Linked DNA regions of Homo sapiens: regions 1, 2, 4, 5, 6 and 7 are each linked to region 3. Evidence: chromatin contacts called from ENCODE Hi-C or POLR2A ChIA-PET data. All regions are on one chromosome and are shown on one strand. Each heading gives the region's core, a stretch centred on a gene start or an enhancer-like site at or near the end of the contact. The rest is flanking DNA. Distances are from core to core; before and after follow the strand shown. Region 1 overlaps LOC101928080 (a long non-coding RNA gene). Region 2 has its middle 40 kb from the start of LINC02642. Region 3 overlaps LOC105376387 (a long non-coding RNA gene). Region 4 has its middle 26 kb from the start of LINC02649. Region 5 overlaps IL2RA (interleukin 2 receptor subunit alpha). Region 6 has its middle 59 kb from the start of LINC02649. Region 7 holds the start of PFKFB3-AS1 (PFKFB3 antisense RNA 1).

Region 1 (3,644 bases), core at 1,112-3,611, 790 kb after region 3:
GAAATCTGGCAGACCTCACCAGGAATGGGCGGAATCAACGTCACGTCCTTCCCGACATGGTTCATAGGAAAGGATACCGAGTCACATCTGTGGTATTCCTGCCAAAAATGCATACGCTGAATCTGATCGCAAGGCAACATGAGACACCTAAAATAAGGGATGTGCAACAAAATACCCAGCCAGGACGTCTCAGAAATGTCCAAATCACGAAAGACAAAGCGGGTGGAGGAAGCGTTCCACATTCAAGGAGACTGAAGAGACATGATGACCAACAGCCGCACCCTGGACTGATCCTGAACCCCCAAAAGGCTATTCATAGGACAGTTGATGAAATGCAAGTTAATTATTATTCACTGATTATTAGCCAGTTATTAATTCTCACATTTTGATAATTGTGCTGTGGTTATGTGACGTTTAGGGAAGCTGAGCGAAGGATAAAGTCATAATAAGTCATTTAGCCACGAGGATGCATTCTCAGATTGGCCAGGTACAGTGGCTCATGCCTGTAATTCCAGCACTTTGGGAGGCCAAGGCAGGAGGATCACTTGAGGCCAGGAGTTCAAGACAGCCTGGGCAATATAGCAAGACTCCATCTCTACAAGAAAATTTTAAAAATTAGCTGGGTGTGGTGGCAGTGCACGCCTGGACTCCCAGCCACTGGGAAGGCTGAGGAGGGAGGATGGCTTGAACCTGGGAGGTTGAGGCTGCAGTGAGTCATGGTCACGCCATTGCACTCCAGCCTGGGCAACAGAGAGAGACACGTTTCGAAAAAAAGGAAAAGAAAAATCAGTTTTCTTCCACTAAAACAGTAAGTTTAATTTTCCTAATTTGCTGTTTGTACAGTATGGTCCTCTGCTCCAAGCTTAAAACAAAAATCTATAGGAAACGTCACCTTTCTAGAGGAAGCTGAGATGGAGCAGCTCTCGTTCTACAGGAGGGGCTGCACAAGCTCTCACCACACATCTCTGTCCTCAGGAAAAGCCTGTGCTGAGTGACCAGGAGTTTCTTGTCACTGCTGCATTTTCTTCTTCTTGTTTTTTGTTTGTTTGTTTGTTTGTTTTTGAGACAGGACTGTGGCCCAGGCTGGAATGAATGCAGTGGCGTGATCACCGTTCACTGCGGCCTCAACCTCCCGGGCTCAAGCAGTCCTCCCATCTCAGCTTCCCAGATACCTGGGATCACAGGTATGTGCCATCACACCCAGCTAATTTTTTGTATTTTTGGTAGAGACGGGGTTTCACCATGTTGTCCAAGCTGGTCTTGAACTCCTAGGCTCAAGTGATCTGCCTGCCTTGGCCTCCTGAAGTGCTGGGATTACAGGTGTGAGCCACCACACCTGGCCTCATCCCTGAAGCATTTTCTGCCACGTCTTAGGCTGCATTGGTGACATAATCTGGGGGCTGCCGCCCCTCACAGCTACGTGACTTCATATGCAAGCTCCTTGGCCTCACTGTGCCTCAGTTTCCTCATCTGTAAAATGGAGACAATAATAACACCTGCCCCTAGGGTGGCTGTGAGCATTGCATGAGATAACATGTGTGTCAGTCAGGAGTTTTGGCTGCAAGCTAGGGATCCAACTCTGGGTGATTAAATCAGAGAGGAATTTATTGGAGGGTATCGAGTAGCTCACAGGTTTGGGAGAAAGTCAGGAGAACTAGCCAAAGCTGCCAGAACTCTGGCCAAATTCACATCAGAGGGCGGCTCTGGCAAACTCAGGACGCTAGATCCGCATGGGGGCACCGCCTCTTGAGCCTGCTCCTTTGTCTCTTGAGTTACCTTAAGAGGCTGGGCAGGAGCTTCTGGCTCCCCCCGTGGAGGTCTCAACCTCACCCCCTTAGCTGCAGGGAAGGCTGGGGAAGTATCTGATGGTTTCAGCAGCTACTGCTGCCTCCATGGTAAGACATACCTAGTTATGAATAACTAACTAAAATAAGTCTGTAAGGTGGGGAATTCCCCAACCTAGGAAAGGAGCTCAGATGAGGAGCAAGAGAGAAAGAAGAGGGGATGGGGTGTGGAGAAGAGGAGAGGGTGCCTTTGGAGCAGAAGCCAGCCGTGGCAAGCACACGGGTTGGTCATCGCGGGTGTCCTCCACCACCCCAGGCTCCCTTGCCTCCCCTTGGACTGCTATCGGATCTAAAGAGGCTACTGAAAAAGAGGAGGCGCAAAACAGAGGCATGAGTTGTTCAAAGTCAAAGAACACAATGAGGGAAGAATTAGTCATTTCAGAACTGGAATGAAACTTACAGCTCATCTAAACCAGATGCCCCATTTTACAGAGGAATGAGGCATTCGCAGGCTAAATGACTCGTGCGGGTCCCCCAATAGCTGATGGCGAAGCTGTGAATTCAGACCCCCACTTCGCTTGAGCAGTGACGGGAAGCTGGTGACTTCAGGCTCTGGCAGGTCAGCCCGGGGTGCAGGGGGCGGCTCCTGGGCTCCTGCTCAGCAGGAGGTGGAGGGGGTCTCTCCCTTCCTGAAGCTTTGAGAGCTGGGGTGCTGAGTACATTCTTGGGCTGTTGGGTGACACCATTCCCCTCTCTGAGTCCCCCAAAGGAATAGCTTTGGCTTCCTACAGTTACAGGGCTTCCTATATTAAATCTCAGCTCTTCGAAACACCCAGAGTAGTTTATCTTGTTCCGACTGGACCCCAATTGAAACGGACAGAACACAAGGAAAAGAGCCCAGGATTTCAAGGTGGAACCTGGTTTTGCCACTTACCATTTGTGTGGCTTTGGGTAAGGCATGTAACTTTTCCACCTTAGTTTGTCCGTCTGTAAAGTGGGCATATTCATACTTCACATTAGGTCTATAGAATAGACATTTCATCAGGGTTGAATTTTTTATGTGCTTATATAAATGAATTTCTTTCTTTGTAGGGGTAAATGGGCTCAGATGGCTCAGAAAAAAAATACGCACTCGCACATGATACACACACACAGAATGATTTAGCAAATACATAGACAACTGGTGAGGAACAATTGGTCAGTGTGGGAGAAGAGGATAGAGGTGTTTTTCAGTTTGAAATTGTTTCAAAATAAATGCTTTCAGGGCCGGCATGGTGGCTCATGTCTGTAATCCCAGCACTTTGGGAGGCCAAGGCAGGCAGATCACCAGAGGTCAGGAGATCGAGACCATCCTGGCTAACACGGTGGAACCCCATCTCTACTAAAAATACAAAAATTAGCCGGGCATGGTGGTACACGCCTGTAGTCCCAGCTACTCAGGAGGCTGAGGCAGGAGAATCATTTGAACCAGGGAGGTGGAGGTTGCCGTGAGCTGAGATCGCACCACTGCACTCCAGCCTGCGCAACAGAGTGAGACTGTGTTTCTAAAACAAAACAAAACAAAAAAAATGCTTTCAGGAAAGAAGAGACAGCTGTGCTAATTTACATCTACTGAACTTCAATACATGTGCAATTTAATGCAGGGGATGTTCGTTTACTTTCTATTGCTATGTAGTGTTCTTTTTTTAAAAAAACAAAAAAACACACACACACACACACAGAAATTTTGTGGTTTAAGCCCCACCCCTTCATTAGCTCCCGATTCTGAAGGTTAGAAGTCACACTGCCTGCCTGTGGCTCTGCACAGACCTCGCCCAGCGGAGATCAAGGTGCTGACTAGCTGAGTTCTCATCAGGAACC
Region 2 (3,925 bases), core at 607-3,106, 580 kb before region 3:
GGGTAATTCTTTCACGTGGAATCTCATTTTCTCAATCATTACCAGGCAACTCCAAATTTTCCTTTGAGGGTCTTCACCCTCTGACATCAGCATTGTAGAAACCAGGAGAGAGGAAAAGAGGGAAAGAGCAGAAGTTTTCTAAACGGGGGAAAGGAAACGTTTGTCGTCCCCACAATGTAATAAACTTGTTACAGGGTTTATTAAAGAGAAAACCAGGATGTGAGCAGAATTTCCTTTTTTTCTCCTGCCTGAGAATGCACTGGAATTTATTGTGCCTGAGCTTTCAAATCTGTTCCTGAGCTGTCAGCAAGGAGGAGTTGCAGGGTCTCAGTGGAGCCCTGTGGCCACGTTGCCCTCTACAAGATAGACCCTGCGTTACTCCTCTTCAAAGCCCAGCCCTGATCAGCCACACAGCCAGGAGCACCAGATAGGAGGTAAGCTCCCCACAGCTCCCAGTCATCGCAAAGGACATTACCATGCTGGAAATTAGGCAGACCTATCATTTGTTTGAGAACCACTTAAAAAATCCGCAGCACCAGTCCATGTCCTTTGTCTTGGCTTTGTCTTATCCTTTTAATTTAAGATTGTGGAGAAATGGATTTAGGGAAGAGATATCAGCTCCTCCTCCCTGGAGACACCAATATTGACTAACACTGAAAAAGCAAATAGTATCACATAACCTACTAAAATAAAGCAGGGAAAGTCATTATACTTTTACTTTATTGATCCAGTTCCTGGCTACATGGGGAAAAAAAAAAACTTACATTGTTGAAGCTGGCAATCTCTAATGCTACAACATGTTGTTAAAAAGTGGTGCATTTATCTGCACACAGGAAACAAGACATTATACTGAGCAGGAGCTGTGTTAAATAGTCCAGGGATATGCGTAACACTAAACAAACAGTGCTGGGCTAGGCCAGAAGGGAAAATAACCTCGTGAGGATGGGACGTGTGCATTTTAAAAAATTGTCAGACAGGTTTTCTGAATAGACAAAAAATACACTTCAAAGGCTTTCTTTTGATTTTGTATTAATGACTTCCAAATACATTTCTATGATAGCAACATCCTTTAAATGGGTCTTGAGAAGAGGGTCCATGCCAGCCTTGTACTAACCTCATTCAATATTTGTGAGTAAATGAATGGTACCCATTAAGTTCACATATTTAACTTTGAAAATTGGACTAATTTATAAATCATTACTAGGGTAATTACTAGGGTAATGATTTATAAATGAAAAATTGCAAGGATTAATATTTTTCTAGTCTACACACATGCATACATATATAAATATATATACATATATAAATATATGTATATACATATACAAACATGTATATACAAATATATGTATATACATATACAAACATGTATATACATATATAAATATATGTATATACATATACAAACATGTATATACATATACAAGCACATAAATATGCATACATGTGTATATATACACACTAAATATACATTGCAGCAAACACATTTTTGTTTGACAACCTCCTGGTTGCACATTTGACATTTGCAAAGTAACACATTTACCAAGAAAAAGAATTTGGATTTAATTGCTTTGATAAAGTCACAGTTTCCTTTGTGGTATTTAAAAGATCATGTTAGTACAAAGGTTTTCACAGGTCAGCAGCTTCTCACTCATTCTTTTTCACGAGAACTTTCCCAATCAATCAATTAACTAACAAGCATGTATTAAGGCAGGGGTCCCCAACTCCTGAACCATGAACCACTAGCGGACAGGTGGCCTGTTAGGAACTGAGCCACCCAGCAGGAGGTGAGTGGGGAGTGAGCTTCATCTGTATTTACAGCCACTCCCCATGGCTCATGTTACCGCCTGAGCTCCACCTCCTGTCCCTGAGACCCTCTTCGACTTCCTGCCATGGAACAACACACGGGCTTGCAGCTGCGTCCCTCCTATTTCTTTCTTCCTTTCTGTGACAACGGACAAGTTGCCCTTATCCCTCTGAGGAAGCTGTCCACCTGCACCTCCTGCCTAATCAGCAGGAGCATTAGATTCCCACACAAGAGCAAACCCTATTTGTGAACTGCACATGTGAGTGGTCTAGGTTGTGCACTCCTTATGAGAATCTAATGCCTGTTGATCTGTTGCTGTCTCCCATCACCCCCAGATGGGACTGTCTAGTTGCAGGAAAACAAGCTCAGGGCTCCCACTGATTCTACATGATGATGAGTTGTATGATTATTTCATTATATATATTACAAGGTAATAACAGTAGAAATAAAGTGCACAATAAATGTAAAGCACTTGAATCATCCCGAAACCATCTCCCCTCCACTGTCTGTGGAAAAATTGTCTTCCACAAAACCAGTCCCTGGTGCCAAAAAGGTTGGGGACTGCTGTATTAAGGTGTGTGTTCTGTACTAAGAATTGTATTGAATACAAAGAATTAATGATATTGTCCCTGCCACCAAGAAACATAGTTGAGTGGGAGAGATAGTTATCTTTTCCAGTAGGAGAGAGAGGAGTTTGTGCTTCAAGTATCATGAAACATTCTATACTATGTGAGTGATAAAGGCAAGCACTGTCCTAGGCGTCTATGTGCAGCTGAAGTCACTGAGGAGTGAGTAGATGGTGTTCAAGACCTTGGAATAGGAGTAGATCTTGGAAACACGGCGAAGAGGCAGAACACAGAAGCAGAGCCAGGAGTGACGTGTGCCAGATGATTTTAATCAGTGGTACAGTCTGGGGAACCAATACTCTAGATTTTATCCCAGGACAGACCCAGAACATCAGACATAATTAGATCATGCCGTTTAGCCTTATCTGCAGAAAACAGCTTTTCCGGAACTGTGTGTTGGTGTTATGTCCTTTCTTGACTAAAGTGAAGGAAGTCTTCTGGAAAAAGGTATTTAAAAAATCAGAACACTGCACTAGTCTTTTCAGTAAATGTTACAGGAAAAACTGGACATCCACATGTTTTTTAGAAAAAGAATATAGACACAGACCATACATCCTGTGTGAAAGTAATTCAAAATGGATCATAGACCCTAAATGTAAAAGCAAAACCATAAAAAATAGGAGAAAATCTAGATGACCTTGGGTTTGGTGATGACATTTTAGATATAACACCAAAGGCATGATCTATGAAAGAAGTAACTGAGAAGCTGAATTTCATTAGAACTAAAACTTGTACTTTGAGAAAGACACTGTCAAAAGAATGAGAAGACAAGCCACAGACTGGGAGAAAACATAGCAAAAGTCACATCTAATAAAGAATCATTATCCAAAATATACAAAGAATTCTTATAATTCAACTATAAGAGAATAAAAAACCTGGTTAAAAATGGACAAAATATCTGAACAGACACCTCACCAAAGAAAGCACACAGATGGCAAAGAAACATATGAAAAGATGCTCCTCCTCATATATCATCATGGAAATACATATTAAACAACAGTGAGTTCCCACTACACACTATTATATTATACCTGTTAGAATGGCCAAAATCCAGAGCACTGACAACATAAATTGCTGGTGAGGAGGTGGAGCAACAGGAACTCTCATTCACTGCTGCTGGGAATGCAAAATGGTGCAGCCACTTTGGAGACAGTTTGGCAGTTTCTCACCAAGCTAAATATACAGTTACCATGGGATCCAGCAATTGTGCCCCTTCCTATTTGACACATCAGGAGCATCGCCATCTTGGACAAACACTGCCATTTTAAGTTCCCCTAAATCCAGCCCCAAAACATCAGCCTGATGGCTAATGTCAGCATGAACAGAAACATTTCAACCCTTAGAAAACCTGCTCCGACCAGAAACATGCCAACCCTGAGATAACCCCAACTCCAACCAGAGACATTCCAAACCTACAATAAAACTCTCCTTCATACAGAAACATTCTGAGCCTGTGATAAGCTCCCCCTCCCTAAAGCCCTTAAATACCCTT
Region 3 (3,767 bases), core at 772-3,271:
ACATGGACAGTCAAGGGAGAAAGGGGTTTGGGTTTGGGGAGGCAAACCATGGGACAGTTACTAAGAAATACATAGGGAAAATTAATGGAAGGCAAATATAATTTTAGTAGGCTTGTTTGTATGGATTCATCTCAGCTTCGACTCCCCATCTCTGACAAAAATTCTCTCCTCTTCCTGGCACCTGGGGGGTACTTTTCTTACAGAAAATTTATGCCCCACTTTTATATACATAGAAAGTGGGGAGACAGCTCTTCCTGGATCTGCTATTTCTCAATCATCTTCAGCTCTAAATAATCTTCCTGGATCTGCTGTTTCTTGATCATCTACAGCTCAAAATAATCAATGTCCCAAAATAATATATTTTGGGGTGGCATACTATGACCCCTTTCACGTGTTTTCTTCTCATCTTTTTCTTCCTTTCTTTCATTCTTGTCCTTCTTTCATCTTTTTTCTCTTTTCTTTTTTCTATTTTTTGTAGCCTCTGGTTGTTTTTACATCACATTTTAACTAAATAAAGCAATAAAACTGTTTCTTCTGATTGTTTTTGCAGCAAGTATTCATCACATTTATAACTAAATAAGACACTAAAATGATTTCCATCTTGAAGAAAAAAGTGCTTCAAAATAAACACAATGATACCTTAAAATTGAACCACAATTTCTACCTGTTTCTCTTCCAATTGTTTGTTGAGGTTTCTGATGAGAATCGCTGGGTTGGCTTGGCAGAGAGACAGATCCTGAAGCATCTATTTCTGTTTTCTGCTTCTGTTTTGGCTCGAATTCTGGGTCTACCAGTAGTCTAAATGACCTCCACTTCCTCACTTTGACTCTACATACGTCTGACTGGCTGTGTTTGAGCCTGCCATACAAACAGAGGTGTGCAGTTCTCTTTAAACACCACTGTTCCATATATTTTCTTTCATACGATATTGAGTTAGACTCAGCAACCACCCCAATTATTCTGCCAGTTTTTCTTTATTATGCTTGACAACTACTTGGTGAGAGAATGGATTTTTCTTTGTGAAGTCAGCACACAGCCGCCGGTTGATTCTCTGAGAGAACAAGATATTTCACGAGTAACTGGATAAATGGGCCAACCTGACAGGACAGCAGGCCCTTGCCTCCAACAGTGCAAGAGAGCCTCTGTCAAGAGACCATGGCATTCCTCCCGTTTGGGAACTGATGACAGGATGGCTACAGTAAGCTGCAGCCAGATATTCTGCTAAGGAAACGAATAAGCAGAGAGATGAATATTTTGTATGCTTCCCATGTGTTCAGCTCTATCAGGCAGTCTCTCACACTTTATCTAATACATCTTCTCTGCTCTTCTTGACATAAAATTATCTTAAATTTTTACATGCAGAAAACTTATATATAAGGAACTAAAAAAATTAATCTGTTTAAAAGTTATACAGTGCGCAAGTGAGAAGCCAGATTTCAAAGAGAAACCAAACCTCTTGGAAACTTTGAAGGCCGACAGCATGGAGGTGGTTTGAGTGGACCCCAAACGGATGTGAACTGCCTCCTGACACTGGCCCAGTAAATGACTGGTTGTGGTGTACTGAGATAAACACTTTTAATTATTTTAAATATGAAGTAAAATCTAGAAAAAAATGTCCAGCAGAAAAAAAAAAAAAAAAAAACAACAACCAGCTCTTCTGGTTGTCATGGAGATAAGCCATTTAGCACTGCAAAGCCTTCCATGGGGAAGCAACGGCAATGGAGATTTCCAACTCCCAAGAACCGCATTCAAGGAGAGTTTCAACTTCCACTTGTCTTCCGAGGTCTGTTGTCTCTGAAAAAAAAATTTGTTGGGGAGGTAGGTATTTAAACTCATTTCCTGGGATAGAAAATCTAAGTAGCACATGCATATCCACAGAGCTTTGTTTCAGGACCCATAATGGGAACAAGTTTCCATTTCCTGTGAGGTGTGTACATAGTGTGTGTGTGTGTGTGTGTGTGTGTGTGTGTGTGTGTGTTAGAGAGAGAGAGAGCACCAATGAGCTCTCTAGAAACCATCGGAAGTGCCAGCTTGTAGAAGTAAACATAAAGCCCAGGCAAAGGACGAAAGAGAAAAAATTAGTTTGTCTCTAAAAGGAAACAGCCTTTAGATAGGAATGCATGTGAATCAGAAGAAACATGAAACTCTCATTCCTGGCTATACCATCTGCCCCACTTGTGAGGCACCGGCTAATTGTTGAGACACTGCTAGTGAAAATTGTGCAGGTTCACAGACTCTTAGGCAGCTGCTGTTTAGGGAAGTGTGGCGGCCGAGGGCCGACCTGGACTTCCGTTCTGGGAACTGGGGCTTCTCAGGAGAGTGGGTTTAGGGTAGCTGTGGCATGGAGGGTCCACAAGTTTCAGAAAATAGTGCCAGAGTGAAGTTACACTGGAGAAGAAGAGGTGGTCATACTACGGCATTCATTGCAAGGATGGAGACAAGGAGGTGAAGGCAGGCGGAGGCCCAGGTGCCAACTGATAGAGACAGGAGTACAGAGAAGACATGAGGGAGGATGGATAGAAGACAGAGTGGCTGAGGTTCCCTGCTGTGCTGAAGTTTTCAACGCAGTGCCTAAGCCTTAGCCCTTGGGTGGTGGGGAACAAGTCAAGCACACAAGGGGAATTAGAGAAGACCCACGCCTCCTTCTCTAGACGTGGAGGCAGGGAGTCAGGGAGGGCACATGGTTCATGTGGGTGCACACAGGAAATGAGAGAACGGAAACCACAAGTCAAGGGGCTTGCTGTCTTCTTGTCTGTTTGGATAAAAATAGAGCTACTGACTCAGCAGACAGTTTTCAACCTACCTTCAAGGCTCCCTGCTATAATTTTTTATTTCATTTCTTAATTTAAATTAGTTGATCACAGAAAAAGGCAGGTGATTTAAGCAGACCATATACTTCATTTAAGTCAAGGAACCATCATTGACACACCTAGCATTGTTGCATGCATATTCGTTGAAAATTCATCCATGAACTAACCATCATGATTAGGTACTGGTGATGGACAACTAAAATGATGGTAACTAAGTTAATGTACATTCCATATGTTATTCATTTCCAACATTTTTGATAAAGTAAGGAAATGGATAAGAGGGATACATTTTCAAGTCTGATAATGAAATAGATGTGCAAAACTGACAGTGGGACATATGTGGTTTTCAGAAGGAAAATGTTCATGAAAAAAGAGCTTCTCCATGATGGTCAAATGACAGGAAAGAAGCTGCATGCAGATGAGAAGAACTAGCACAAAGGGGAGTGTGAGAAGATGGGATAGCGGAAGCAGAGGTTGCATCAAACACTCGGAAGAGATCTTCTTATGAACATGACTATATCCATCAGTGTTTTCTCCTTCTTCTCCTAAAGAAGCAAGCAGACAAACAAACAAAAAACTAGAAGAATTTCCTAAGTCCTGCAAATTCAACTGTCCATGAAATTTAGAAATCAGATGATATGCTGACTTCAAAATACCTGTAGGGACTTTCAAAAGCCCCAAATAAGGCAGAAGCAGATGGAAGGAAGAGCAGTAGGAAAGAGTAGGAAAAATCAGAAGCTCAGAGAGTAATGAGTGGACTCATAAGAAGGAAAATTCAGGAAGATCCATAAAAATGCAAAAACTGATAGTCTGGTAGTACAAGAGCTATATTTCTCATTTGCAACAGTGGATATCTTGTGCCAGGACAAGGAAAGCTGGTGGTAGAAGTCACGATGGCCCCAGAAATGGAAATCCAGTCTCACACAGAAGAGCAATATTCACAGTGAGCATTCTGTT
Region 4 (3,917 bases), core at 913-3,412, 630 kb after region 3:
AGAAAAACCACAAGTATGGGCCGGGCACGGTGGCTCATGCCTGTATCCCAGCACTTTGGGAGGCCGAGGCAGGTGGATTGCCTGAGGTCAAGAGTTCGAGACCAGCCTGGCCAACATGGTGAAACCCCGTCTCTACTAAAATACAAAAATTAGCTGGGTGTGGTGGCAGGCACCTGTAATCCCAGCTACTTGGGAGGCTGAGGCAGGAGAATTGCTTGAACCCAGGAAGTGGAGGTTGCAGTGAGCCAAGGTTGCACCACTGCACTCCAGCCTGGGCAACAGAACAAGACTCCGTCTCAAAAAAAAAAAAAAAAAAAAAAAAAAAAAAAAAAAAACTGGCCAGGCACGGTGGCAGTGGCTTATATCTGTAATCCCAGCACTTTGGGAGGCCGAGGCAGGTGGATCGCCTGAGGTCAGGAGTTCGAGACCAGCCTGACCAACATGGTAAAACCCCACCTCAACTATAAATACAAAAATTAGCTGGATGTGGTGGCGCATACCTGTAATCCCAGCTATTCAAGAGGCTGAGGCAGGAGAATCGCTTGAACCTGGGAGACAGAAGTTGCAGTGAGCCAAAATCATGCCACTGCACTCCAGCCTGGGTGACAGAGCAAGACTCTGTTTCAAAAAAAAAAAAGAAAAAGAAAAGAAAAGAAAAATCGCAAGTATGTTACCTTCGTATAAATAACAAAGTTAGCTCACTTCTCTGTTTCCTCCTGTTAGGAAGTGGATAAAGCAAAATGATCATCCAGTCACTAACCTGTGTGGTGGGGAACTTACGAGGTTGGTTAGTCATTAATCAGAGCAGATAATAAAGCATGTGACTCTCAGCCCAGTTCTCTGCACTGGAATAATGTGATCCTCATTTCCTGAAATTTAGTCATAACGAAGGAAGTGATTTGAAATTAGCTTCTCTTATAAAGATAGAGGAATCCTGATGAATTAGAGCTCCCTTTCACCTGGGACTTGCCTCCATCACACTTGGCGATCCCCACACCGCCCTTTGAGCTGAGCTGCTCTTGAGGGCAGACGAACTGCCCTACTGGGTCAAGTTGTCATCAGTTACATCCATCAGTGCTTTCCAGAGAAAATAAAAGGGTACTTTCCTCAATCTATCTGTTATTGCAGTAAGTAAAAAACCTGAAAATCCAGATTAGCACAATTCATCTTCAATGAGGATTCTTCACTTTAGGAAACAATGTGCTTCTCTGGGGCACTAAAAACAAGTTTATTTCCAAAACAAATTTTGATCAATGCTCAACAGTTTTTAAGGATGTATCTCAAATGATCTAAGAATATGCATCGACCATTATTTATAAGTAAGGGTGAAGGAAATGCACCTTTATGAAGTCCCTGAAGCACCCAGGGACTGTACCAGATGCCTTACAGGTGTACATATGTACTAGGTATAAAGGTTAGTTTCCTAATCTAGGTATGTGTAAATCCTCATCTTACTTTATTTCCTTGAGTCAAAGTCAATTCCAAGTCACCATTCCATTGAGATAATGAAAAGCCCAATGGTGGATGCCTCCTCCTAGTCAACATCTCCCCCCAAATTATAGGAAGGCACACAGAGCAAGATATCATCTCATGTTCACATGGCCCACGAAGTCTGGCCATGCCAAGCTTGGGCAGAGGAATCTTCTGCAAGATGGCAGCTTCCACTGTTACGGACCAGCCTCCATGGTGCACCAGAAAGGCACTCCCCTCAGGTGTCCTCCCACCTTGCTGGATGTTGCCAAAAATAAAAGAACAAGATTCCTCTATTTCTGGCACCCACAGCTTCCTGTCTCCTTTCAAATCCTGCGTAATTACCCTTCTCTCAAAGGCAGTAGCTTCTCTCTAGTACCTACAGCATAATCGCCTCAAGAAACCAAGGCTTCCAGAACTCAAACCCAGGAAGGAATCTAGGAGGATTCCAGAAATCAAGCCCAGGAATGAATCAAACCCAGCTGCACTCAACTCTGGACTTCCACGGTGCCTCGCGAGACTGGCTTTGCTAAGGCAAGGGCTTCTGGGTGGAGTTAATAAGAAAGCAGCATGAAAAGGTGCTTTGAGACACGACACATCGTTTCCTGCTAACGATCAAAGAATATACACAGCTGTTCCCGTTTCGGAGCAGTTCTGGCCCCAGGAGAGAGTTGCTGAGTTGCTTTCTGGAAAAGCTGGCTTTGACTTTTCAAGGCAGCTCATGCTGCTAAAGGTTGCATAGGCACAGAGAGAGGGAGCTGCCGGGGGCATGGGGGAGCCTTCCCTGATGCAACTGAACTTGAGCTGAGCTCACTATGTCTCTAGAATCTACTACCTATTCCTATTCAATAAATACAAGTATTTATTAAACATCTGTTACGTGCCAGGTCCTGTGTCAAATGATGGAGGAAGTGAAAATGCGTAAGACACAGTCTCACTTTGAAGAGTTCTCAGCCTTGTGGGCAAAGGCAGGAAGGTTCATTGTGTGGCTTGAGTGCACACAGGGAGGCTTTAAAGAATGTGAGAGGAATATGAGGAACAGATGCTGCCCTGGAGTGACTCGCATCTCGCCCGAAGAGACAAACAAGGCACCCAACAACCACAGAACCAGTAAGTGCCAAACCATGGGTACTAACCCTAACTACAATGGGTATTCTGAAAAGGCAGAAAAAATTTAAGTGATCTTAGCATAATCAGACTTGGTGAGGCTTAACATTCCTCCCTCTTCACTAAAAAAAAAAAAAAAAAAAAAAAAAAAAGTCTTCTGAACAGGCACTGCACTAGGCTCTGGGAATGCAAGCCTAGGAAAGTCCAAATCGACGCCTTAAAATGTTCAGCAGACAGTGAAGGAAACATGGAGCTCCAAACCAGGGGCTAAGTGCCACCCTCAACACAGCTTCAGGCCTTCACTCTTCCCAGGAACTGGGGACTGTTTCAGAAAGGGGGTGCCATCTCTGCTGAGCTTTGAAGGAAGGGTAGAAGTTAGCCAGGGAGCAAGGTTGGAGGTAAGGGGTTCTAAGCCCAGGAGACGCCAAGAGTATAAAATTGGGTAAATTCCTGAAAAGTCAAGGTCAAGCAATTCCTGTATAAGGAGAAGATTTGGTGAAATCAAAGAGAAGACAAACTTGAGGCCAGTAAATTATTACCCTTTATCGGTCTTAACAGACGGGAACTAACAATATATCCCTGCGAAAGATCAATGCCGGAGTGAGGCTCAAGTTCACCTCCCGCAGCCTGTGACTCACGGCACACTGACTCAGCCATGCTACCTGCAAGGAGGCACGTTAGGACAACGCAGGGACCCAGCACGTGCCAGTGAGTCTCTCTCTGTCCTAACTATGGGATGCCACCCTCCTGGGTCAGCTGACTCACCCCTGCCTGTAAATCCTAGTCAGGTCTGTAGGTGCCTGGGGAAGAATCCTACCTACCTCTGAGTAAAGACAGGAATAGAAGCTGGTTCGTCTAGAGCAGCAACACAACCAACGTTGAAAAAAGCAAACACCATTTCTGAAAATTGCATGCAGAGTGCATGGTATCAACTGACGTGTCTCCCCTAGGAGAGTGAGCCATTAATGCTTTGCTAACCACAGCGCTATCAAGACCATCGTTTCCAATCCTACAAAGGAAACACCAGGAAAAACAGAATTTAAAGGTTTTATTTGTCAACCTAAAGAGGAGGCAATCAATATCATTTGAGTGCTTTCATTACATCCGAGAAGGAAATGAAATCAGGATGCACCAGCATGGGTTTTAGGCTATGCAGCCAACAGAGATGAACCAGACGTGTCCTCAAGGAGCTTAGAATCAGGTGGAGAAAATAAGATGTCATATAAATTACCTAAGCAATAGTTGGCACAGCACTATAAGCCACCAAATGCTGCATTCTTTTTCCGCACCAACAGATCCGGTATGTCTTCAGGGAGCACCTGCGTTGGGGTGCGTTAGAG
Region 5 (4,050 bases), core at 1-2,500, 880 kb after region 3:
AGCAAATGTTCATTGAGGAACTGCTATGTGTCAGGCACAGGGTTTGAGACACAGAGATGAATAAGAGCCCATCCTTGACCTCTGCACAGACAATTATGACACAGGCTAAGTGCTGAGATACAAGTTTAAAGAAGGAGTCGATGGAACACACAGATCGATGTTCATTACCCCTGCAAAACCCAGCACATCTCACATCAGGGACTGCCTCATTCACATCATGTTAGATGTGACAGAGAGGACAGCAGAGAGCGTTGTTTTGTCATCAACTACTAAAATTATTAAAACCAAACACCACTAATTTTGAACTTCAGGTAGACAGAGGATGTAGAGTTTTCCTTTGCTCAAGAAATTCCTTTACAGAGAAAATGGGAACATTTCAAGTGGGAGTATTTCAATTCCTTTAATAACAACCTGTTTTCTAGCTCCCACATTCCCCAAGTATTCTAGAAGCACCTTTCATAATGGACAGCTCTGACCAACTGCCCCACACACATGCATGTGAACCGTTCTCCAATCCTAAAAGTCTGTGACTTCTCCAAGGAAAGGAGGAAGGAATCGTATTAGTCCAGTTTACATTATTATATACTTTGTAGCAAAGCAGCAATGTTTCCTTAAAAAATTCTATATATATATATATATATATATATAGCTGGGCATGATGGCTCACGTCTGTAATCCCAGCACTTTGGGAGGCTGAGGCGGGCAGATCACCTGAGGTCAGGAGTTCGAGAACAGCTGACCAACATGGTGAAACCCCGTCTCTACTAAAAATACAAAAGTTAGCCAGGTGTGGTGGCACATGCCTGTAATCCCAGCTACTCAGGGAGGCTGAGGCAGGAGAATCCCCTGAACCTGGAGGCTGAGGTTGCAGTGAGCCGAGATTGAGCCACTGCACTCCAGCCTGGGTGACAGAGGGAAACTCCGTCTCAAAAAAAAAAAGAAAAAAAATATATATATATATATATATATATTTGTGTGTATTTTCTCCTCATGAAATGAGCTCCTTGAAGCAAATCGGCCCATCTTTTCAGAGAAAGATCAGTTTATTACGTCACCAAGTAAAGGGCAAAGGAATCATTTCTAAAAGTTTCGTTTGAAGTCCCCGGAGTTAAAGTTGACGTCAGCCTCTTCCTGCCCTGGTGCCCCGAGAGTTTCCCGGGAGTTTTGGGGATGACACCCGGCTGCATGCGTGACATCTCGCTGGCTGGGGGCAGGCCTGGTGGCTTCCCCGACAATGAAACCAGGCAGAGCCTGCAACCCAGCTGAGCACCAGTGTGGTCTCTGCTTCCGGTCCTTGTGGTAGCACCTCTGTTTACAGCCTGATTTAGAACAAAAAGAACTTTTGTAAAGGAGAAAACTCCTTATATTAAATGGAAAGCAAAACAAACAATTACCAAAAAAAAAAAAAAGTTGGAGGGGTGTTTCAGAATAAAAGAGCCGTCTCTCCAGACATCTGTCTGACGCCCAGGTGGCGCTGAGACCACAGGGTGAGCCTTTTGGCTGGAGATGTTGATCCCTGGTTTACTGCACTTCGGGCTTTCACTACCTTTCACCCACCGGACCATCAGTTTCACTTTCCCTCTCCCAGCGTCTCTCAAGCTCTGCTTCTCTGGCCCCGTTTTCAATCTAGTGCAAGAGGACCTGTAGCCAGGGCACCCATCCTCCTCCTCCTCGTCCTGCACTGGGATCCCAGCTCTGAGCACTCCCGGGCCAGGGAGGCCTTGCTGCGTGCTCTGCTTCTGTGATCTTACAGATTCCTCATGGCCACCATAGGAGATGGGGACTGTTAGCACTATTCCCCCACCCCAACCACCTTTTTTTTGAGACAGAGTCTCACTCTGTTGCCCAGACTGGAGTGCAGTGGTATGATCTCGGCTCACTGCAACCTCTGCCTCCCGGGTTCAAGAGATTCTCATGCCTCAGCCTCCCCAGTAGCTGGGATTACAGGCATGCCCCATCGCCATGCCTGACTAATTTTTGTATTTTTAGTAGAGACAGGTTAGTAGAGACCATGTTGGCCAGGCTGGTCTCAAACTCCTGACCTCAATTGATCCACCAGTCTCAGCCTCCCAAAGTGCTGGGATTACAGGCTTGAGCCACCACGCCCTGCCACCATTCCCATTTTACGGATGAGGAAACTGAGACCATGAGGCAGTAATTCACTCTCCCAAGAAAGCAAGGAGCCAGTAGATCTGAGCAGAACCCATGCATTCAGGCCGACACAGGAAGCAAGCTGTCAACAGGCACTGTTCATCTCCTGGGCTGCCTAGGCAGGCCCTGAAGCTCTGGTTTTCAGTCACCCTGTTATTCATCCCCAAGTTAATCTCCCCTGAAAGCACCTGTCGTGATGCCCTTTCGGCTGCAAGAGCTCCAGTCATTTCCATTGCCTCAGGGGCACTTTGCTACCTCCTCTGCCTGGCACACAACATGCTCCCCAGCCAAGACTGTTCCCTCAGCACATAGCACGCCTTGGCCAGCAGGTCTCCTCCTGTCCTTCAAAGGGAACCTCCTCATTTGTGATTTCAAAGCTGGACTCCCAGGAACACCCTCCTCCCTTACTGGAACAATCTTCCCCATCTTGTCTGCCTACCGGAATTTTTCCCAACCAGAAAAGCGTCTTGAGAGAATGGAAAAGTCTTATGAATTTGGAAAGTTGACAGCTTGAATTCAAATCCTAGCTTGAACTTGTGAATTTCTACTTTCCTTTACGAAAACCTTTGCATGCCATTCTGTGCAGGCACTAGCAAGGTGGTGGGAGGGAGATGGATACAGTAGGGTGAGTGCCGTGTAAAGAAAAGGGAGCAAAGTCTGGGACTGCAGAGAAATGCCACAAAGCACAGACAGAAGAGTCCCGGAGGCTTCCCAGAGAAAGATGACAGCCAATGGGAGACCTCCAGGGAAAGCAGGAGTTAAGAAGGTAGAAATGCATTAGGGAAGTGTGGCATGAGCATGATGGTCAATTTCAATGTGTCCACTTGCCTGGGCTAAGGGATGCCCAGATAGCTGGCTAAACAGTCTCTCTGGGGGTGTCTGTGAGGGTATTTCCAGGAGACACTAGCATTTGAATTGAATAGACTGGGTAAATTTCTTGTTGGTAGACTGAGTAAAGAAAATCACCCTCACCAGTGTGGTGGGGATCATCCAACCATAGAGGACCAGAATAGAACAAGAAGGCAGAGGAAGGTTGCATTCTCTCTGTTCAAGCTGGGACATCCGTCGTCTGCTCTTGGACATTTGCACTCCTGGTTCTCCAGCTTTTGGACTCTGGGACTTACAGCAGGGCCCCTCTGCTCCTCAGGCCTTCAGTCTTAGACTGAGCCACACCACCAGCTTTCCTAGTTATCCAGCTCCAGCTGGCATATTGTGGGACTTCTCAGCCTCCATAATTGAGTGAGCCAACTCCCATTATAAATATTCTCTTATTTATCTACATACATCCTATTGGTTTTGTTTCTCTAGAGAAATTCTGTTTCCCTGAATAATACAATGACCAAGGCCCAAGACAAAACACATGGTGAGCTCCAAGAGCCACGCAGAGTCCCGCAAGGCAGGAGAGCTCAGGCACATAGTGGAAGCAGAGATTTTGAAGTTGGGCATGAGCTGTGTCTTGGAGTCTCCCCATGTCACTGGGCTTAAACTGTGTCCTGGAAGGAACAGAACATCCCAGAGGGGTCTCAGTCAGGGCATGGCTTGTACTTTGGAGAGACAGCATTGGGTTTATGTGAAGAATGAAGGAAGAAGAGAAAGCACTGGGTTTATGTGAAGAATGAAGGGAAGCAGAAAGGCAAACCCATAGGGCATTGAGTAACCTCCATGGAAGTCCATGAGGGTAGGGTTTTAACCTCGGTGGGCCTCAGCTTCTGTTCGTATAAAATGGGAATAACACAGACCCTGCTGGGTGCTGTAAGGCTACATAAGCTAGCCTGCCTAGAGTGACCAGAGCACACAGTAGGTGCTCACTAAATGTGACTTGCTGGGCTTCTAGTCTGCATGGCCAAAGGCCCTTCCCTCGGACCTTTCCGTGTGGATGCCTCACAGGCTGCTCAGTCT
Region 6 (4,038 bases), core at 730-3,229, 660 kb after region 3:
TTGGGCCCAGGAGTTCAAGACCAGCCTGGGCAACCATCTCTGAAAATAAATAAGTACATAAATCATCCTAGATCACTGAGTCTATAATTCAGTCTTAAATTTGTTTAGGAAAAGTTATTTATGTTCTTGGTATCTCAGTATCTTTATCTAACAGCTGAAAAAAAAAAAACGTAAAAATAATCTGCTTGGGCATATAGGGAAGTAAAAATATACTGAAGAATCGCCATTCAGGGAAGATGAAGACCCAGGGAGGGGAGCCCATGTTGACAACTACTGTTTTAAAAAGCAATTGTCATTTCTACATACTAGCAGTAAATAATTAAAAAATGAATTTTTAAAAATCTTTAACTTTTTTTTTTTTTTTTTTTTTTGAGACAGGATCTCACTCTTGTCTCCCAGGCTGGAGTGCAGTGGTACGATCTCAGCTTACTGCAGCCTCAACTTCCTGGGCTCAGGTGATCCTCCCACCTCAGCCTCCCAAATAGCTGGGACTACAGTCATGCACCACCATGCCCAGCTAGTTTTTTGTATTTTTAGTAAAAACAGGGTTTTGCCAAGTTGCCTAGGCTGGTCTCGAACTCCTGGGCTCAAGCAATTGGCCTGTCTCAGCCTCTCAAAGTGCTGGGATTATAGGCATGAGCCACATCACCCAGCCTCTTTAACCTCTTTATGTTTGAAATTTGTGAATGTATGATCCAGTACAAAAAAAAAAGTTAACTAGTCTTTTTTATTAAATATATTTATATAATTTCTATTTATTTATTTATTTGGAGACGGAGTATCATTCTGTCACCCAGGCTGGAGTGCAGTGGCACAATCTTGGCTCACTGCAACCTCCACCTCCTGCGTTCGAGTGATTCTCCTGCCTCAGCCTCCTGAGTAGCTGGGATTACAGGTGCACGCAAACATCCCTGGCTAATTTTTGTATTTTTAGTAGAGATGGGGTTTCTCCATGTTGGCCAAGCTGGTCTCAAACTCCTGACCTCAAGTGCTGGGATTACAGGCATGAGCCACCGTGCCTAGCCTTATATAATTTTTATAATAGTATAGAAAAGCACCCCCAAAAAGGTTCCTAGCATGAGGCATAATAGCAGCCACTTGAATTAAAAACCCTCTACGCAATCTCCAAAAAGAAGTTTATCAAGAAGTACAAATAAGACACACATGCTTTCAGCATTACTGGGATACAGAGTAACTTCAAATGATGCCAAGAATTCCACACCTAATCTCAACATAACCACCTTAGGGGCTCTGCCTGTGGCTTCCAGACCATGGAAGTGGCGTGGGGGAGGGGAGACAGGAAAATCCTTGAAAAGCAGCGGACATGAGAACTGCTCCGTCGCACAGGGCCCCATGCTCAGGACACTACACATGGTTTAACACTGTCATTGCCAGCTTGAAATTCTTAGTAATTTGATTTTTTTTTTTTTTTTTTTTTTTGAGATAGGGTCTCGCTCTGTCACCCAGGCTGGAGTGCAGTGGCACCATCTCGGCTCACTGCAACCTCTGCCTCCCGGGTTCAAGCGATTCTCCTGCTTCAGCCTCCCGAGTAGCTGGGACTACAGGCGCCCGCCACCATGCCTGGCTAATTTTTGTATTTTTAGTAGAGACGGGGTTTCACCATGTTGGCCAGGCTGGTCTCGAACTCCTGACTTCAGGTGATCCGCCCGCCTCGGCCTCCCAAAATGCTGAGATTACAGGCATGAGCCACTGCACCCGGCCAGTAATTTGATCTTTGAACTGATGTTTGAGAAGTGAAGCTTGCTGCCTTGATGGCTGGGAATTCAGCAAGTGAGTAGAAGGGGCTGAAAGGAAGCGTGCTATGTCTACAAGTGAGTAAGTAAGAACGCCAACAGCCCCGAGACACCGCACTTTCTGTTTGACCCAGAACTTGCCCTGACTGCAGAAAGAAGGCAATGACGTTCTAAGAAACTCTAACCACTAAGGAGCCTCATCCTGACCTCCTACTTCCCTGTATTAGCCAAGTACACATGCTGAAGTGAGGAAAGGGAAAGCCAGTGAAACCCACAGTTCCTTCTCCTTTCAGACCTTCCTCACTCATTAGTACGTACGTCCAGGGTAGCCAGCAATGGCAGAACATGAGCGTTATCAAGCGGTGAATAAAAGCAGTGAGTTTGTTTTGTACAATATCTCCATTGTTCTCATAAGAACAAGATACATATGCCTATACAAGCTGGGAAATACCAGTTGTGTGATTGTGGTGAACCCACTTATGAGTTAAATGCGCTTATGTTTGCATGTAAAATTGTCACTGCACAATATAAGGACGAACTGTAGAACTCATGCTAATAACTTGTTTCTTTATTTTGAATAACATTAAATAGCAAATTTTAAAAAACAACATGACAAGAGAAAAAAGGTGAAAGATTTATAATTTAGCACCTCTAAATTCTGCTTTTTTCTTTCACATAGTCCCCAAATTCCGCAGACAATCTTGCGTTACGCTGTCAATGCTGTGAGCCAGCATTCTCCCTGTGAGCATAATGGAGGCAAGGCCTGCTTCGCACGCATGAGACCAAGGCCATCATGCGGGGCCCCAGGTTTGGCAGGGACCCCTTGCCCTTTATTTGGGTTAATGCTCTGCTGTTGCTGTTTTGAAATACTGAATAAATTTTGAAAACGGAGTCCTACATTTTACTTGGACTCTGCAAAATATGTGGACAGTCCTGGGTGAAAGAAGAACATTTGCATTGAATTAGAATTGGAGATCTCAATATGAATGTATATTTCCAATAATACAACCATATATAGATATAGATACACACACATACATATTATAGTTATTGTATGGTTTTATTTACGCATATGTGAACACACACACATATTTATCCCAACTCTGGCCACTGAAACACCCTAGAAGCAATGACACCCACTGGCAATAACACAACTACAACCAGATCTAGGACCGAGGGCTTGTTAGAGACATCGACAGTCTTAGAGCTGAGACAGGGAAGGCACAAGATGAGCCTGGAGTATTGTACAGGCCTAGAAATCAACGACGTCCTCAAAGCAGAAGAGGAGAGCATGCCGAAGGATACAGGAGCCAGCCTGAAGATGCTCCTATGACCCAAATCTGGGACAATTTGAGTGTCAAAATAAATAAGGACACTATGGATTATAACTCATTAAATATAATAGGAATCAATGAATCCATAAAATAAACAGTCTCAAGCTCAGTGGCTCATGCCTGTAATCCCAACAATTTGAGAGGCCGAGGCAGAAGGATCACTTGAGCCCAAGAGTTTGAGACCAGCCTGGGCAACATAGTAAGGCCTTGTCTCTACAAAAAAATTTAAAATAACCAGGCGTGGGGCACAAGCCTATAGACCTAGCTACTCAGGAGGCTAAGGCAGGAGGATTCCTTGAGCGCAGGAGGTCAAGGCTGCAGTGAGCTATGATCATGCCACTGCACTCCCACCTACGTAACAGAACTAGACCCAGTCTCTAAAAAATGATAATAATAAATAGAAAAACAAAAAAAAAAATGAAGGACAAGAGAAGTCTCCTCCTGACAGCAGAATCCTGAACAATAAACACAGAAGGAGGGGGTGGAGCTGGAAAATTATGTTTCTGCAATCATTATAGCAAAGATTGGTTGAGACAAGAATCATCAGTGAAAGCTAAACTTAAAAAGAAATTTGGATGAGGAGTAGGATGTCTTCGTGGCACCAGTGTTTCCCCATAGATTGCTTATTAGCTCCAAGGGAGAAAATAGTAAATATACGGTGGAAAAATTGAACAATACCTTGGGCAGGTGGTCAAAATAATTACCCGCAAGAGGCAGGTGGGGTGACAGGCCTTCATAGGTGATACCCCAAGAGACACAACATGACTTCCATAATATTCTAGCCAGGGATGTATAGCCTAAACATAATAGTGGAGAAACATGAGACAAAATCAAATTGAGAAACATTTGATAAAATAACTGGCTTGTATTCTTCAAAATTGTCAATATCATGAAAAACAAAAAGCTTAAGAAACTATACCAAATTAGGTGAGGGGCGGTGGCTCATGCCT
Region 7 (4,061 bases), core at 277-2,776, 730 kb after region 3:
GGCTCCCTGTCCAGCCCATGGGAGCCGGGGCGCATTACCTGGAGAGGCAGCGTCGCCCCTCTGCGCTGCCCACCCGCCCTTTTCCGCGGCGGCGCTCCGCAGCTGAGGTGGAGCTCGAGGTAACCCTCTCCCAAGCGATCGCTGGTGGCGGGGGCGGCGACCGGCGGGGCGGGGCAGGGTACTGCCAGCCAATTCCGAGCACCGGGGGGTGCGTGCGCCCGGGGCGCGTGGAGCAGCGCCAACCGTGCACTCACCAACCCACCGACCCTCCCCAAAGCCGGGGACACAGGCGTGGCTCCAGGTGGCTCTCCTGGCGCCCCCAGCACGGGCGCCCCCATGGCACTGGAGATGCACGGAAGAGAGAGAAGGAGAGAGAAAGAGATAAAAGCAGAAAGAAACAGTGGGAGAGGAAGGAGGTAGAAACAGAGAAAAACAGAGACATATATATCGAAAGAGAAAACAGGACAGAGAAATAGGTTATTAAGTGAAGCGAGGGGATAGGAATGCATAGCAAGGCGGGAGAGGAGATGGAAACATGCAGAGAGAGGAGATCCGGACGGTGAAAAGGGGCGGAGGCGCGAGCGGCCGGGTCCCTGGGCTGCGCTCCGGCGACGGCCGCCCGAGACGGGTGTCGAGGACAGGGATCGCGGAGGATGTGGATCCCCTCCCTGGCCTGCCCAGGCGCGCGCGTCCCTCCGTCTCGGGGTACGCAGCCCGGCCGGGCGCACTCGCCGTTTCCGGGCCGGCGGGGCAGCCACCGGGACAAGGGCCACAGCGCCCCCGCCGCCCGGCCAAGGACGCGCAGCCCGCGCCTCCGCCCCGCCCCGCCGGCGCGACCCGCACGGGCGCGCCCCCCGCAGAGGGGCGTCGGCACAAAGCCGCCCCACACAATGGCCCGGCCCGGCGCAGCCCGCCCTGCAACCCGGCTCCGCGCAGCTGCACTCACATCTGGGCAACGAGGGCCTGTGGTCCACGGGCACCCAGATCTTCTGCACTCGGCTCTGCGTCAGTTCCAACGGCATCTTCGCGGCTGCGCCCGACGGCCCGCCTCCCGGGGCCGAGATCCCGACGCTGGCAGGAGAGCGGCCGCCGACCCCCGGAACAAAGGAGGAGAGGGGGGCGTGCGCCGGCGCGCGGCCGGGCGTTTCCTGCGCTGCCAGGGGAAACGTGCTTTGGGCTAAGTTCCGGACCCTCGCCTGTGCGGGGCTCGACGTGTGCTGCGAGGGTAGCGAGGCTGGGGATGCCCGGCACGGCCGGCTCGTCCGCTCGGAAAGCTCTGGGATGCTCGGGCGCAGTGACAGCCGCGCTCTCGCCACCAGGCCCTGCTGCTCGCCTCCTCTCCGGCTTGGCTGGGATGCCCCGCGCACCGCCGGCTTTTAAAGAGTCCGGGCTGGCCGCAGACGCGTACGTCAGCCTCGGGGCGGGCCGCATTCCTTGGGTCCCAGCCCCCTTCCACGTGGGGAGGAGGGTGGGCGAGCCGGGAAGCAGCCTGCGAGCTCCCCCTGCGGGCCGGCGACGGCGGTGCACCAGCTCCCGCCGCCCTGCCCCGGGCCTGGAGCGCGCCCAGCCCTGCTGAAGGGTCCTGGCTGCTGTTATCCCCTCGTCCCGTTGTCCCCTCGGGACGTCTGGCACAGCTTCCCCGACTAATTCCGGCCCCTCACCTCAACTGTGCTGGCCGGGAGGAGAGCAGAGACGCAGTCCTGCCCAGTGTAGACCGTGGACCCCGCAGCCGAATCCCTTGGGAAGCTGCTTAAAGTGCATCCTACCAATGCAGCTCCTTTAGGGCCATGGAGCCCCAATACTCTGCATTCCTAACACGCGCTGTGGGGCAGGCGCAGTCCAGGTAAGGACATGGGCCAGGCTGCTCCCTGATAATACCCGTGAGCCCATCCCCCGCCACGACCCGGGCGACCCGCGGGGAGGAGGCTTCCCTGATCCTCCCACCTCACCTCGTCCTTGTCCACTTTGCTGAATCCCTTAGAAACCTGGACTTGAACTGAGCCTTGCTCCCCTCCCCTAGCCCAAAGACTGGGAACCTTGAGAGGCCCGCGGTGCTGGGTACGAGGAGGGGGCGGGAAAGCCCCGGGGAGCTGGACTGAAGTGGACTGGGGCTGGGGGCAGCTGGCATCTGGTTTTCACACTCACCATGTACACCATTCAATAAACCTTTATCGCCCCGAGTAGAAGAATGAATAAAACTAGACCCATTTCGATCTGCAATTCATTACCTAAGTCGAGGGAAAACTATTGGGGGCGGCCCCTTATTAGGCAGACTCCTAAAATTCACTCCGTTATCCTGCACACCCTGCAGCTCTGCCTCCCCACTTTTTGGTGCATGCGTGCCCCGTCTCCTTTCCCGGCCCTCGCAGTTTGCACCAGCTCGCGACTTGTGACAGTCGTGCAGTCAGGTCAGAGGCGTGCGGGGAAGATCTGGGTTGCTTTTGGTGGGGAACCGCCGCCCGCGCCGGGACGGATGTAACTTTTGCAAACGAAGCCTCAGTACGGGAGCGCTGCGCCGCCTTGCAGAGAGGTGCACACTTAGCGCTGAGGCTGGGCTGTGATTGGAGGGAAGGCGGCGCTCGCTGAAACCTACACCGCGGCGGAAAAGTCTGCGCAGAGGCTGCCACACGTCGCTCACGTCCCGCATGCTCCACAGGGAGGGCGCCCGCGCCCAGGCGGCGACCGGGGCTGCTCCCGCCCCGCGCGCCCGCCCCACCCGGGCCTCCACTCCTCCCGACCCGCCGCCTGCCGAGGGGCCCCGGAACGCGCAACATCGGCCACCTGGCCTGTGCCCCGCCACCCTCCCCCACGCCTCGACCCCCACTCCCCCTCCCGCCTCGACCCCCACTCCGGCACCCCGCCCCCCGCGCCGCCCTCTCAGAGCCCCTGTTCCCGCGACAGCTTTGCTGACGGTCTGGTTTCCGCGCTCTGGCGGCTGTTCAGAAACCCGATGCGTTGCATTTGGACTTGTTTTCTGCAGTGGGAGCACATGCCAGAGGCGACACCCTAAACGCCCAGGGGAGAGTCCCACTCCACTCCTGAAATAAGAGTGGGCTGACCCGAAGAGGGAAACAGCAGGCAGCGAGCGCCCGCGCCACCGGGACGAGTTCCCGCCCTGGGGTTCGCGGGGGTCGGGGAGGGCTGTAGGCTGCGCGCGGGGAGAGCGGCTGCACCCCTGCAAAGAGCGCCCGCGGTTCCTGGGGAATGACGGTGCACCTGCGCGCCCGCTGCTTGCCCACCGATTTTGCACACGTACAGGCGAGGCAAGCGGACCAGGGGGCCTTCTTCCACACTCCCTACAAGCTTGCAAACACTGCTGGTTTCAGCTCACAGGGAGAGCAGAGAGACGGCGTCTGCCCCAGCAGCGGCACATCATTCATCTCTTGACCTAGATAACGCATCTGACAGCGGTCAGCTCTTAGGGCACAGGGAGTTGATGTCCCGGAGGTCCAGCTGAACTTTCGCAGACCGGGCACTTTTCCTGTCTGTCAATAACGCGTTCCGAGTCTAGAGGGAAGACTATGTTCTTCCCCCATTCGCCTCCTGCACTTGCTCTGCAGCAGGCAAAAGGAAGTTAACTCAATCCCCGCCCCACCACCACCCCCCGCCCCCCCCCCCCCCCCGCTCCTTACATCTAAGTGCAAACTGGGAGTGCGTGGGAGCAAGGACGAATGCACACCTGTTTTTGTTTTTTTAATGGCCAGCTAGAACTCCTGGCAGCCTTTACAGCCCCAGGTAAGTTAGGGTAGAGCCCTCATGAGAGATGAAACTGCTTCACTACAAAATCACTTATAAACAACCCAACTGCAACTGTATTCTGGTAATTTACTGGTTCCGAGTTTACTAGTTTGGACATCCTCCTAACTCATTCCCTAGCTCTGCTAATGCCCCATCTTCACCCCAAATGTCCAACTAGGGCTTGGCCAACTTCCCTCCTACTAACCTGGGTATCACAAAGGCGGCCCTTCAGAAAACGCTCCCAATAACGTAAATGTTCCTCTAATACGATGATTCTTTTACAGCTACAATAACACCAAGGCTAGCGCAGATTGATGATTTCT

The links. Hi-C counts contacts between places; a loop is a spot of excess contacts on that map. ChIA-PET counts read pairs that join two places held with the same protein, here RNA polymerase II (POLR2A). Pooled maps may share reads with other maps.
Region 1: a pooled map shows a loop between it and region 3 (5-fold over the local background). The contact joins two enhancer-like sites. A Hi-C loop is called at or near these places in 4 of 37 single-sample maps with no recorded cell type and 3 of 50 pooled maps.
Region 2: a loop to region 3 is called in a map with no recorded cell type, with 4 times the contacts of the local background. The contact joins two enhancer-like sites. A Hi-C loop is called at or near these places in 2 of 168 maps with a recorded cell type or tissue (CD8-positive, alpha-beta T cell and naive thymus-derived CD4-positive, alpha-beta T cell), 8 of 37 single-sample maps with no recorded cell type and 10 of 50 pooled maps. POLR2A ChIA-PET finds 5 or more read pairs at or near these places in 1 of 52 experiments (activated T-cell).
Region 4: a loop to region 3 is called in a map with no recorded cell type, with 11 times the contacts of the local background. The contact joins two enhancer-like sites. A Hi-C loop is called at or near these places in 5 of 37 single-sample maps with no recorded cell type and 5 of 50 pooled maps.
Region 5: a map with no recorded cell type shows a loop between it and region 3 (15-fold over the local background). The contact joins two enhancer-like sites. A Hi-C loop is called at or near these places in 7 of 37 single-sample maps with no recorded cell type and 6 of 50 pooled maps.
Region 6: a pooled map shows a loop between it and region 3 (6-fold over the local background). The contact joins two enhancer-like sites. A Hi-C loop is called at or near these places in 5 of 50 pooled maps. POLR2A ChIA-PET finds 5 or more read pairs at or near these places in 2 of 52 experiments (HEK293 and OCI-LY7).
Region 7: a loop to region 3 is called in a pooled map, with 5 times the contacts of the local background. The contact joins the promoter of PFKFB3-AS1 here to the enhancer-like site in region 3. A Hi-C loop is called at or near these places in 2 of 37 single-sample maps with no recorded cell type and 7 of 50 pooled maps. POLR2A ChIA-PET finds 5 or more read pairs at or near these places in 1 of 52 experiments (OCI-LY7).

What each region holds. Positions count from the first base shown.
Region 1 is chr10:6,135,073-6,138,716 of GRCh38, reverse strand. All of the region lies in intron 1 of LOC101928080 (a long non-coding RNA gene), which reads left to right. Among named protein-coding and RNA genes, the nearest start is that of MIR3155A, 15 kb to the left of the region's middle. RefSeq lists enhancers at 1,845-2,144, 3,487-3,644. Within about 2 kb of position 2,361, at least 3 of the 41 ENCODE cell types and tissues checked have a DNase peak (open chromatin) inside an H3K27ac peak, as active enhancers do.
Region 2 is chr10:7,510,607-7,514,531 of GRCh38, reverse strand. No RefSeq gene overlaps it. Among named protein-coding and RNA genes, the nearest start is that of LINC02642, 40 kb to the right of the region's middle. RefSeq lists a silencer at 1,692-1,801. Within about 2 kb of position 1,856, at least 2 of the 41 ENCODE cell types and tissues checked have a DNase peak (open chromatin) inside an H3K27ac peak, as active enhancers do; they include CD8-positive, alpha-beta T cell, where a contact is called at or near this core.
Region 3 is chr10:6,926,650-6,930,416 of GRCh38, reverse strand. All of the region lies in intron 3 of LOC105376387 (a long non-coding RNA gene), which reads left to right. Among named protein-coding and RNA genes, the nearest start is that of LINC00707, 150 kb to the right of the region's middle. RefSeq lists enhancers at 2,282-2,371, 2,103-2,522. Within about 2 kb of position 2,021, at least 13 of the 41 ENCODE cell types and tissues checked have a DNase peak (open chromatin) inside an H3K27ac peak, as active enhancers do; they include CD8-positive, alpha-beta T cell and OCI-LY7, where a contact is called at or near this core.
Region 4 is chr10:6,298,781-6,302,697 of GRCh38, reverse strand. It overlaps a transcript of PFKFB3 not described here. Among named protein-coding and RNA genes, the nearest start is that of LINC02649, 26 kb to the left of the region's middle. RefSeq lists an enhancer at 2,612-3,811. Within about 2 kb of position 2,162, at least 15 of the 41 ENCODE cell types and tissues checked have a DNase peak (open chromatin) inside an H3K27ac peak, as active enhancers do.
Region 5 is chr10:6,048,416-6,052,465 of GRCh38, reverse strand. The region is part of intron 1 of IL2RA (interleukin 2 receptor subunit alpha); the gene reads left to right. Among named protein-coding and RNA genes, the nearest start is that of IL2RA, 12 kb to the left of the region's middle. RefSeq lists enhancers at 962-1,231, 1,322-1,451, 1,462-1,841. Within about 2 kb of position 1,250, at least 31 of the 41 ENCODE cell types and tissues checked have a DNase peak (open chromatin) inside an H3K27ac peak, as active enhancers do.
Region 6 is chr10:6,265,357-6,269,394 of GRCh38, reverse strand. It overlaps a transcript of PFKFB3 not described here. Among named protein-coding and RNA genes, the nearest start is that of LINC02649, 59 kb to the left of the region's middle. Within about 2 kb of position 1,979, at least 9 of the 41 ENCODE cell types and tissues checked have a DNase peak (open chromatin) inside an H3K27ac peak, as active enhancers do.
Region 7 is chr10:6,200,222-6,204,282 of GRCh38, reverse strand. PFKFB3-AS1 (PFKFB3 antisense RNA 1) reads left to right here and starts at 1,526. Exons shown (of 2, transcript XR_007062045.1): 1 at 1,526-1,843. PFKFB3 (6-phosphofructo-2-kinase/fructose-2,6-biphosphatase 3) reads right to left here and starts at 1,351. Exons shown (of 15, transcript NM_004566.4): 1 at 947-1,351. The coding sequence starts at 1,022. RefSeq lists silencers at 199-278, 509-1,018, 1,139-1,248, 1,299-1,628, 2,659-2,878, a cis regulatory region at 1,157-1,688 and enhancers at 1,622-2,126, 2,681-3,197, 3,198-3,715.